3 separate regions of the Homo sapiens genome follow, and regions 1 and 3 are each linked to region 2. Evidence: chromatin contacts called from ENCODE Hi-C data. All regions are on one chromosome and are shown on one strand. Each heading gives the region's core, a stretch centred on a gene start or an enhancer-like site at or near the end of the contact. The rest is flanking DNA. Distances are from core to core; before and after follow the strand shown. Region 1 overlaps HBS1L (HBS1 like translational GTPase). Region 2 overlaps MAP3K5 (mitogen-activated protein kinase kinase kinase 5). Region 3 has its middle 18 kb from the start of LINC02865.

Region 1 (3,948 bases), core at 617-3,116, 1.8 Mb before region 2:
ACCGCAATTTACCCCTCAAGATCCACCTCTTCCTTGCAAACTCCCATAAACAGACTGAAAATCCCTGACATAAACACTCTTGTTTTCTCACATGCATGGCCATGGCTCATCTATTTCCATGTTTCATGCAAAAGCCACTACTTTCATGAAAATTATACTTTAATTTTATTGTGCCAAGATTTGTGATTATTAACAGAAGGAAGCCATGGCTTCTTGGTAATGCATGAATCACAGAGGCCAACTCCAGCAATGTATGAAGAAAGACTCTTAGATTCATTTCACAAAGATTTACTGAGAGCCTCTGAGGTAATTACCAACAGAATAAAGCACATATAAAGTTACATGCATACTTTTCATACCCTCAAAGGAGAATCCCAACAAGCTTTCCACACCAAATGCCTCCAATTCACCAGCCAGTTAGGTTAGTAGATAAGACATAGACTCTGCTGCAACACAACCTGAGTTTGAAGCCAGGCCTTGCCACTGCATGACCTCAAGTGAATCACTCAACTTTTCTCTATGCCTAGTTTCCTCGTCCATAAAATAATAGTATCTGCCTAACAAAGATGTTAGGAGAACTGAGAATTAAATGAGCCAATACATGTAAAGTACATGTAATGACTGGCACATATGAAAGCACACAGTCCGTGGGTCTCTGCCAGTCACCAAAATGCCAACTTCTTTTTCTCATGTGATACCAGGACATTTACAAACACAAATTACTCTCTACCTATCACATATTCATTCATGAAGGGAAGGCGAGAAATGCCAACTGTGTGACACTGAGCTAGGTACTGAAATAAACAGACCCAAGAATGTGGTGAGACATAAGATTAGAAAAGCAGGTAACTCATTTAGAACCATGTCTAATATTTCACTTGATCTTGAAACATAAGAGCCACTGAAGGAATTTAAGCGTTGGAGAAACATATCATACTTTTAAAACTTACTCTGACCCCAGAATAGAAAATGGATTGTGGAGGCAAGATTGAAAGGAAAGCAGTTAGAAGATTGTTGTACAAATACATGTAAGAAATTCTACAGTGATCTAAGAGCAATGGAGATAGAGAAAGGAATATTTAAGAGACTTTACTTTAAAAGATATTACAGTCAGACCTTCATATCCTTGGGTTCTGCATCCATGGATTAGACCAAACACAAATTGAAAATATTTGAAAAAATTTACAAATAAGTATTTAACTACTATTTACATAGTATTTGGTATCTAGATTACTTATAATCTAGATTCCTTTTCATGTAATGGTAATTTAAAAAAGTAATCTACAGATGATGTAGAAGTATACAGGAAGATATGCATAGGTTATATGCAAATACGATGACATTTTATATCAGGGATTTAAGCATCAGCAGATGCTTGATGGAGGGGGGTACCAGAGCCGAAACCCAAGGAAACAAGGGACAAGTGTACAAGGTAAAATCATGAATCCTTGATATCTGAATGAACAGAGGAGATGAGAGAAAGGACAGTCCTCAGATTTTCTGCCAAGAAAGAAAGGGTAGATGGTGATGCCATGAACAAACAGGAAATACCTTCCAGGAAACTAAGAGAAGTCTGCTGGTCAGAATCTTATTTCTCTTACTCCTTTCATTCAGCACAAAATTACAACAGTCCATAAAGGAACTCTGCTTCCTCCTCCTAAGCAGAAACTGTCACCAAAAATTTTATTTTATGAAAGACTGCCTAGATACGATCTTGGATCTTCAGAGTTTTTCAGGTTAAATTATAGCATGTTCTTGGCACTGAGGACACAAAGGTGAGTGACAGACTGTTTTTAGATAGCTTTCATTCTAACAGATGTGATGAACAGTACGATAAGATGAAACGAAAAAAAGAGACAGAGAAATTAAGATAAGTTTCTAGGAGACCACAACCACTGTGACTGCAGCTGAACAAGTACTATAGTACCGGAAATGAGTAAGAAGGAACAGACATGAGAGTCAATACATTAATAGAACATGGAGATTAATTAAATCTTAGGAAGGCAAAACATAGGAACCTCAATGACTGCTATGACTCTAACCTAGACACTGTTCATGAATATAGACACATTTGGTCAGAGATTCCTTTAAGACATACAGATAGAGGCCGGCTACAGTGGCTCATGCCTGTAATCCCATCACCTTGGGAGACTGAGGTGGGCAGATCACCTGAGCCCAGGAGTTCAAGACCAGCCTGGGCAACACGGAGAAACTGTCTCTACAAAAAAAAAAAAAAAAAAAAAAACCACAAAAAAATTAGCTGGGCATAGTGGTACACGCCTGTAGTCCTAGGTACTCGGGAGGCTGAGGAAGATGGATTGCTTGAGCCCGGGAGGCGGAGGTTGCAGTGAGCCAAGATCATGCCACTGTACTCCACCCTGAGCGGCAGAGCAAGACCCTGTCTCAAAAAATCAAATAAACAAAAAACAACCCAGACATACAGATAGAAATCCATAGAAAACAGTTGGATAATCAGGTTTACAGGAATGTTTACCAACATTAAAACACATGAAGCAATTCAAGACCTAGATTGCTTATCGAAAATGAAGAATGAGAAGGCAGCCAATGAAGGAACTCTTAATACTCAATAGAGAGGGAGGCTGAAAACAAGTATTTACCTTCCTCATAGAATCCTTACATAGAATTGAGATTCACATATCATACAGTTGGAGAGCCATATGTTAGAGGTCATTTGGTCTTGTCCATCATTTTACAGATGAAAATTTAAGTGAGATTCCAAAGTTCACATGGCTGATTAGTGGAGTTCTCGCTCTGGTGTTCTCTAGGTTGCTTCCACGGCACCCTCCCCTTTCCACTCTCTGTCCTCTAAATCTCAGGACCTCATGGAAGTGGTATTCCCAAGGTAACTGAAGCAGGGTGATTTTGAAGTTGAATGTATACAAAAACTGCCAACAAAGTGCCTCTAAATGTAAATATACACACACATACTGATTTATTTATTTTTCTTGGGGGACAGAGTCTCGTTCTGTTGCCCAGGCTGGAGTGCAGTAGCGTGATCTTGGCTCACTGCAACCTCTGCCTCCCGGGTTCAAGCAATTCTCCTGCCTCAGCCTCCCCAGTAGCTGGGACTACAGGCACACGCCATCACGCCCAGCTAATTGTTTTGTATTTTAGTAGACATGGGGTTTCGCTGTGTTGCCCAGGCTGGTCTTGAACTCCTGAGCTCAAGCAATCCACCCACCTCAGCCTCCCAAAGTGCTGGGATTATAGGCATGAGCTAACGAGCCCAGCCTTTTTTTTTTTTTTTTTTTCCAGACGGAGTCTTGTTCTGTTGCCCAGGCTGGAGTGCAGTGGCATGATCTCAGCTCACTGCAACCTCCGCCTTCCTGGGTTCAAGAGATTCTCCTGCCTCAGCCTCCCAAGTACCTAGGAATTACAAGTGCCTGCCACCATGCCCGGCTAATTTTTGTATTTTAGAAGAGATGCGGTTTCACCATGTTGGCCAGGCTGGTCTCGAACTCCCAACCTCAGGTGATCCGCCCACCTTGGCCTCCCAAAGTGCTGGGATTACAGGCCGGAGTCACCATGCCCAGCCCCTCTAAAAATATTAATGCTTTGTCCAGATCACGATTTTGTGAGTTTAAGTGAGGTTAACCATCATTAACATCTACTCAGATACTTCTGAATAACAGTTAATGTTAAAACCAATTATTCTGATTAGGTTTAATGTTTGCATTTCAGAATGTCCTAATATACATAGTTAAAGCCTAGCAGTTAGTTCATTTTCTGCTTAACAAAGAGAAAGTTTCCGTTTACTACAATTTTTACTTCCAATGGGGAACCTGAAGGCTAGGCTAATCTTCCTTTAATAATAAACACCTGGATACTGTCCACTTAACATTCTGTGAATGCCGATTTGGGGAGGTGAGAAAGGTATATTCAGGCTCTAAAGCATACATCACAACATGATGCTATCAACTTTAAGTC
Region 2 (4,116 bases), core at 1,075-3,574:
GGAAGAAAGAGAAGAGAAGAGAAGAGACAGAGAGGTAAATGGGAAGGGAGAGGGTATGGGAATGAGCACACAGAAAACAGAGCTCCTGACTTTGTACGGTTAAAGCTGTAAATGTTTTGTTCACCAAGTAGAGGAATCCATGCTTTTTCCAAATATAGACAGTACATTTGATAGGATACACAGCCAAGAGCTGTCTGCCCATGCTTGCACATGACCCTCAGGTGTTCCATGGACAAAGATTAGGGAGAGAGGGTGGCTCATGTGCCTCAACTGGTTCAGCAATGGGCAGCATCAGAAATAAGACAGTGAGTGTGTGAGGGTAAGGGGGGAAGAGAGCTTAGTTCAAGAAAAGTATAAAAAGAAAAATAAACTCCTAGTTGAGTTTCTAAAGCCAAGTGGAATTAAACAGGGTAAAGCACCGAGGGAAATTATACCAGGGAAAGTACACTTCCTGTCCTCTGTCTTTATCTGGAAACTATAATGCTTGCTGCAAGCTCCTCTAGGGACAGGCAGGTTGCAGGTGAATTAAAGCAGTCCACAAACCACATGCCAATGTCTGCATTGCCCCTGGGGAAAGTCCTCTCCCCCTTCCTCCTCCCAGTCTCCTGGAGGTTTCTAGCACCATTGCTACCCTTGTACTCTCTGTGAATCCACCCCTTCATTGCCTTGCCCTCTTCACAGCTAGAGAATAAAAATGGCAAATGCTGCCTATTTCCAAGGCTGCAATGAAATAATACATACCGGATGCATGTTAGCATTATGTATCTTTTATTTACTTTATATTATTTACTTATTCATTTATTTTGAGACAGGCTCTCACTCAGTCACCCAGGCTGGAGTGCAGTGGCACAGATCACTGCAACCTCCACCTCCCAGGCTCAAGCCGTCCTCCCACCTCAGCCTCTCAAATAGCTGGGACCACAGGTGCACGCCACCATGCCCAGCTAATTTTTTCATTTTTTTGTAGAGACGGGGCATCACTATGTTGCCCAGGCTGGTCTCAAACTCCTGGTGTATCTTTTTAAAAGGTAACCATCTCTGTTTTCCTGCATAACTAGTCATCTAAGATGAAGTCTTGGATGAGTAAACAGGATTTTTACAAGATTGTTCATTGCCTTCTCTACTTCAAACATCAGCAGGGTAGATCTTTAGCTGTCTTGTCTCTGTTCAACCATTTAATCTCAATATGCCCAAAGATGTGGGGAAACAGGTCAGTTTACAAGCATATGCTCTTCTGACTGGTTAGCAAAAAGTCTCAGGTGCAGTATTCTGACAGTGTGTTTTCTACCCACCCTATCTATAGAAACTGAAAATTTACAGAGGGAAAAAAAAGTTTTCACGCAAAGCTTATTCTTGCTGAATCTATTCAGGTACCTTCTATTTTGAATTTCAATTGCTACTTTTTCAAAATCTGATGACTGTTCTCAAGGCCTCAGTTTCCCTCTATGACTTGGCTATCTGATGGATGCAAAACAGGCACAGAGCTACTGCTGTGGTTTGAACAGTTGTCCCCTCCAAGTGTCATGGTGAAATTTAATCTCCAATATGGGCGTATTGAGAGGTGGGGCCTCTAGGAGGTGACTGGGTCATGATGGCTCTGCTCTCATGAATGGATTAATCCATTAACAGGTTATCGCAGGAGTGGGACTGGTGACTAAAGAGGAAATGAGACCTAAGCTAGCCTCCTTGCCATGTGATACTCTGCACCACCTTGAGACTCTGCAGAGAGTACCCACCAACAAGGAAGCTCTCACCAGATGCGCCCCCTTGACCTTGGACTTCTCCACCTCCAGAACAGTACAAAATAAATTTCATTTCTCATAAATTACTCAGTTTCAGAAATCCTGTTTAAGCAACAGAAAATGGACTAAGCTACTGCCCTGCTGATCAGCCAGCCACCTGTACATGTGCACACCCAGATGACATATGCAAGAATGTTCAGACCATGGTAGATGTTTCCAAAGATGGCCCCCATCAAGTCCTTACCCCTGTGCATGCATATGCCCCTTCTCCCATTCAGTTACCCCCCTTCCCTTGAGACTGAGTTGGTGCTGTAACTGCTTTTACCAATAGGATGCAGACAAAAATAATGTTCTGAGAATTTCGAGATCAAAACCTAACAGACTGATAGCTTCCATGTCCTTCTTCTTGGAACATTCACTCATAGAATGCTCCCTCTCAGAACACAGATACCATGAGAGAAGTCCAACCGGGTCATGTGGAGAGGCCACATGGAAAAGAACTGAGGCCCAACAGCCCACACCACCTTCCAGTCATGGGAATGAACCTTATTGGATGTTCCAGCTTTGTCAAACCCCCAGATGGCTTCAGACCCAACCAAGTTTATGTGAAACAGAAGAGTCACACAGCTGAACCCACTCAACCCACTAAATTGTGAGAGATAATAACAGGTTGTTGTTTGAAGCCACTACACTTTTTTGTGGTTATGCCGCAACAGAAAAATGAAACGCAGACCTCTCAAAATCACAAGTCCACACTGTGAATATATAAATTTTAGCAAAGCACCCACTATAGGCCTGCTTCTTTAATATATATTTTCTCAGTTAATGCTCAAAACTATGCTAAGACATCAGCTTTCTCATGGCAGAGAGATTATGTAAGAGGCAGAACTGAAACTCAAGGCACACTTCCTGGCCCTAATTGATGTGTTTGTCTCACTGCATCTCAGAAGCTGGGACAAGTGACTCTGCGGGGTCAATTCTCAGCTCTCTGAACATGTATCTGCTTTGGGGATCAGTATTACCATGTGTGTTTTCAGGATCATGCTCTTCTATCATGTAGCCACCAATGTGCGGCAATGGAGAACTTTTTATACAGTATCCTAACAAAAATTAGGAAGTCATCATTAGATTCCCCCAATCAAATGTATAAGACAGTACAGAAACATAATAAAAGCACATCTAAAAGCCTCTTGGTAGATTCATGCATCAGATAAGATGATGGGTTATACAAACTCTGAAGTCCTTTTTCTTCCAGCAATCTATGACCTGCCAAGCGCTGTGCATAATTCCTTACGTGCATGATCTCATTTAACTTTCTCAATAAGCCTATACTTATAAAGCAGAAACTGTTTTCTTTAGAGGTCTTTGGGGTCTTACTCTGTTACCCTGCTTGGTATGCAGTGTGCAAACACAGCTCACTTTAACCTCAAACTCCTACACTCAGGACATCCTCCCACCTCCACCTCCTGAGTAACTGGAACTACAGGCAAACACCACCGTGAGCAGCTAATTTAACTTATTTATGTATTTATTTTTTATTTGTTTATTTTTATCTTTTTTTATTTTTTTATTTTTTTGAGACAGAGTCTCGCTCTGTCGCCCAGGCTGGAATACAGTGGCGCCATCTCGGCTCACTGCAACCTCCACCTCTTGGGTTCAAGCAAATCTCCTGCCTCAGCCTCCCAAGTAGCTGGGATTACAAGTGCCCACCACCATGCCTGGCTAATTTTTTTTTTTTTTTTTTTTTTGTATTTTTAGTAGAGACAGGGTTTCACCATGTTGACCAGGCTGGTCTCGAACTCCTGACCTCAGGTGATCTGCCCGCCTCCACCTCCCAAAGTGCTGGGATTACAGGTGTGAGCCACTTTGCCCGGCAGTAACTGCTTTTATCTCCACCTTATAGATGAGAAAACTAAGGCTTAGAGAAGCAAGAACACAGAAATAGTAAGTGGCAGAGCCAAGATTAAACACCACAGGTCTCCCAGATCCACAGTCTAAATTTTGTCATAAAATATACAGTTTCCATTCCTGCACTAGGAACATAATTTGTGGACTTGCTTGGATTATACATATTCCAAGAAATTGTCCCAACTCCCAAAGAGCCATCCCAGCTGCACCACAGGTCATGAGGTGTGCAAGAATCTATCTGGTACAGCATAAAACCATGGAAGCTGCAGGTAAAGCCAGAACCCAAGCCAACTTCCACTTCCCACCCTGGGGAGAAGTTGGAGACTGAGTGTATAAACACTAAGCCTACAAATCTGCACCAACTGTTCTATGGAATAAACTTCTGAATTGCAGCTCTAGTTTATCTTTCAGAACAAGGCCAAGCAATAACTCCGTAAAGAAATGCCTACAAGGATGACCTCTGGAA
Region 3 (4,045 bases), core at 844-3,343, 1.2 Mb after region 2:
TTCCCTCAATTTGCCGAATAGGAAACGGAGTCCTGGAAAGGTGATACGATTTGCCAGCCTTCCCTGTTGATGACGCGGCAGGATCACCTGCTCTGCCACTCTGCCTTTCCCCTCCCTTTCCACCAGACTCCAGCTCCTCTCCATACAGGACTGGGACCCCCAAAGTGTCCTGCCCACCCGAAGTTTTCCTCTCAGGCCTCCGGCTGTGTGCTTTGTTCCCAAAATTGCTCCAATTTCCTCCCCTTCGAGCCCACTTCCTCCCTAACCCCCAGACACAGGCATTGATCTCTTCTTTTGTGCTAGGGGTTTTGCTGATATTTGTAGGTGGCCCTCTGAAAAACATAAACAAAACTGGACCTGACTCAGAATAAAGTGGTAAAGCTGGAGGGAAAAGGGGGATGGGGCCCAGCTTCGGAGAGAAAATTACCTCCAAACTTTAGACTGCTGGTTGGCTTCCAAGTACAGTGTGTGGGGTGGATCACCATCACTAAACCAAGCCCACCTTTTAGGGGAAGGGGTATTATTCAAAACACCTCTTTATCCTGACCTGCCAGGACCAGTTCCCCTCCCCCGTGCCAGCTGTAGTTACAGCCCTCTGAGTCAACAAAGGGGTTGGGCTTGTAAGACTTCATTTATAAGCACCTAAATTCCCTTTCACTTACTCCCAGAAGCTCATTAATAGATCAGTTGGTCAACATCTTGGAATGTGCCTTGGAAAAGGATAGGATAGATGAAAGGAAAGTTTCCATGAGAGGAGAGGAATTTAAGGCCAAAGAGTAGCCTGAAATGTCCCAAGCTCTCATTAGAGATTGGCAGGCTCAGTTGTTGCATTGCTACACATGGTTCCTAAATTCCACCAACAGAGAAAGGTAGTCAGAGGTTTACCCAAAAAGACTGTCTGCTGGTCATGTTACTGCTTATGCTGGCAAATGATTAATAAGTTGGGAAGAAAAAAACCCAAAAGATTTGTTATAAAACATTCTGTGGAAACTTGGGGCAGAGATTGCACCCAAAAAATCAGCGATTTCAAGTTAATGGTGATCAGGTAAAGGAGATATTTTGAAGTAATGTGATGCAAAGCTACTACCACTGATTACAGAGTTTGACATCACTGCTCCAAGGTAGGAAACAGGAGATCAGTAGGAATTCTTTACCTTCCTTCCACTTTTCAAATGGAGGCGAAGAATTAGCTTCTATGAATCCTTTAGCAACTCATAGCAAGAAAGAGCTTTTCTCCTTGTCCTGGTCCAAATTAGCCACAGGCTGGAGTTATTGAGAGGAACAGCACATTGAAGTTGCACAGAAAGTTGTTTTCAGGGAGGACAGAAAAAAATGGAAACTGAATTGGGCAGACCATGTGCCTCCCTAAATCCAAAATTAAATCCACGATACATAATCTGCCTGCCTTCTCACATTGCACTGTGCTGGGTGGCCAAACATACCAAGGGGCTCCTGCTGAACTGGAAGCGGGCTGTCATCTTAGCCTCCATGAAAAGCTCATCTTTGAAAACTCATCTTTCCTTACGGGACTACTACATTTTACAAGGATTTTTTTTCTTCTAAATGCAATACATTGATGTTTACTTTTTAAACAAAAATGCTCATTATTGAATTTTTTTAGTTGATTCTACTTTTGCAGTTTGTGTAATTGACATCCTAGGTGACATGGAGATTCCTGTGGCTGCCTGACTCCAGGCAGTGGCTCCCAGAAGCTAGCAAGCAGAGCACACTGCCCAGAGTTGGGATATCAATACCCTTTGTGAAAACCACAAAATAGGCAATTTGAAAAGTAGAGAGAACTCTGAAGAGGAAAAAAGGTCCCTTGCCATTTTACTACTTTCAGCATTTTAATTAAAATGTATTTTTGTCAATGCAATGGTTGTTTCAGACATTTTAAGAAAACATCTTGATTCCAAACCCCGGGGTAAATTAAGTCAATAAACTTTTGAAGACTTGTGCCATGCTGCAGATGGACTTTAAAAGCCACTGGGGGGTGGGGAGAATGGGGGTTTCTAAATATAATAAACTTCCCAAAAAGGCAATTTCAAGCCTAACTGAAGTCATACTATTTTTGAAAGTGGAAATCCCCCTTTTCACCACACAACCCCGTGGTCGAGCCATCTAAGAATTCAGCTTCTGTGCCAGTGATAGGACAAAGCTCATCCTCTGCCGAATGCCACAGTCACTCCTCTTCCTTCCTGCCACCCACAGGGTCAGCAACAAGCACTATCAGTTAAACGTGACACCTGGTGTCTGCGGGCTGCCTCCGGTGGGAGCCAAATCCCACGTGTTGGTGTGGTTCCCACTTAAATAGATGTTTTCCTTTGAATCGTTTCTTTTCAACCTTGATTTCAGTTCTGTGCTAGTTTCTGGACTTTTGCCAGCACTTCTTCATAAAACAGCTTGTATTTGCTTTGAAAAACAAGAAAGGTTTGCATTTTGGAAAATATACTTCATACTTCATACTTCTAACCTTTACCATGGCCTGAAGGAAAAATGTAGCAGTTTCTTTCTGTAAATTTTAAATATAGGAAAGATAGCGGTCACTTTATAAAGAAAGCCAAACTTGTCCACATCCTTACACTCTTCCTCAAAGTTCATTTCCACATTCAATTTGGGTCGGGCTTTGTTTAGAGTGCCAATGAGCCTGCCTGGGCCACTTCTGCATTCTTGATGTTTGCAGCATTCACTGCAGAAACTGGCATTAAGACAGGCCTCTGCCACCCACAGCAATGCTCCTGCCACCTCCCTCCACTGTGCAGCCCCAAAGTGACAGAGGCTGAGGATCCCCAGCAAAGCAAACTGCTTCTGTCATCTGCTTTCAGGCAATTTTGAGGCACCTTTTCTTGGCTTATTTCCACTGCTAAGCCCTGACACAATATAATATTTCAAAAGCCCCTAAGTGCTGACAGAATACTCAAAATCACATTTTACAAAACCAAAGACAGAGGCCTCCCGCTGCTTATTAATGCCCATCATGATAATTCCTTACTTTGTCATAGTCTATGTATTTGTGTTGTTGTTAGTTTGTGTTGTTGATTTGTTCAGCCAAGGATCAAGCAACAGAGTGCAAGTGAGGCCACCCAGCGAGGGGGAGAAGGTGCAGCCTCTCAATCTACAGTGTACTTCTAAACATTCACTTTTTTTCTGATTATATAGGTAATTCACGTTTACGTGAGAAATTTTGGGGAAATTTGCAGAACATTAAGAAAAAAAAATTATTGCTCTAGATCATCTCCCCAAAATTGCACCTCAATATTTTGGGAAATATTCTTCTAGCATTTTTTTCTATGCCTTTAAATATTCATCACCACCACCCCCTGCCCCTCTCCTACCCCACTCCTCCAGTTGGGATCATGTTAAACATACTGTTTCATAACAGTATGTCTAGCACACTGTTATGGTGTAGTGTAATTAGTTTTCTGTCATTTAATTTGATCCATCTTTTGTTTCATTTGTTATTATAAAAACCCAGAGTAATAGCCAGAGCAGATGTTATTAGCCCCATTTCACAGATTAAGAAAATGATCACACCTGTAATCTCAGCACTTTGGGAGGCCAAGGCAGGCAGATCAAGAGGTCAAGAGATCGAGATCATCCTGGCCAACATGGTGAAACCCCATCTCTATCAAAAATACAAAAATTAGCTGGGCATGGTGGCACATGCCTGTAGTCCCAGCTACTCGGGAGGCTGAGACAAGAGAATTGCTTGAACTTGGGACGCAGAGGTTGCAGTGACCCAAGATTGCACCACTGCGCTCCAGCCTGGCGACAGACTGTGACTCCATCTCAAAAAGAAAAAAAGAAAAAAAAGAAAATGAGACACAGAAGTGCCTATACTAAAGTCATAGCATGGTTAAGCTTAGGTCTCCCAACTGCCAATAAAGTGCTCTTTGTCTACATCAAATTAAAGGGAGAGAAAAGCACAATGTAGGGGTCCTCAATATTCCTTTGCAAGAATAAGAGGCATTAATGATAGGTCATTGACATAATGACTCCTTAGAGAAGAAAAAAATAATATTTTACTACTATAGCAATAATGGCA

What was found. A loop is a pair of places that touch in the nucleus more often than their neighbours do. Pooled maps may share reads with other maps.
Region 1: a loop to region 2 is called in a map with no recorded cell type, with 3 times the contacts of the local background. The contact joins two enhancer-like sites. A Hi-C loop is called at or near these places in 2 of 37 single-sample maps with no recorded cell type and 2 of 50 pooled maps.
Region 3: a loop to region 2 is called in a map with no recorded cell type, with 2.6 times the contacts of the local background. The contact joins two enhancer-like sites. A Hi-C loop is called at or near these places in 3 of 37 single-sample maps with no recorded cell type and 2 of 50 pooled maps.

What each region holds. Positions count from the first base shown.
Region 1 is chr6:135,012,630-135,016,577 of GRCh38, forward strand. All of the region lies in intron 4 of HBS1L (HBS1 like translational GTPase), which reads right to left. Among named protein-coding and RNA genes, the nearest start is that of MIR3662, 35 kb to the left of the region's middle. Within about 2 kb of position 1,867, at least 3 of the 41 ENCODE cell types and tissues checked have a DNase peak (open chromatin) inside an H3K27ac peak, as active enhancers do.
Region 2 is chr6:136,762,212-136,766,327 of GRCh38, forward strand. All of the region lies in intron 1 of MAP3K5 (mitogen-activated protein kinase kinase kinase 5), which reads right to left. LOC124901410 (a long non-coding RNA gene) reads left to right here. Exons shown (of 2, transcript XR_007059786.1): 1 at 1-34; 2 at 1,630-1,828. Among named protein-coding and RNA genes, the nearest start is that of MAP3K5-AS2, 20 kb to the right of the region's middle. RefSeq lists enhancers at 1,409-1,458, 1,739-1,848, 2,519-2,568. Within about 2 kb of position 2,325, at least 7 of the 41 ENCODE cell types and tissues checked have a DNase peak (open chromatin) inside an H3K27ac peak, as active enhancers do.
Region 3 is chr6:137,925,783-137,929,827 of GRCh38, forward strand. No RefSeq gene overlaps it. Among named protein-coding and RNA genes, the nearest start is that of LINC02865, 18 kb to the right of the region's middle. RefSeq lists enhancers at 1-1,097, 1,943-2,182. Within about 2 kb of position 2,094, at least 12 of the 41 ENCODE cell types and tissues checked have a DNase peak (open chromatin) inside an H3K27ac peak, as active enhancers do.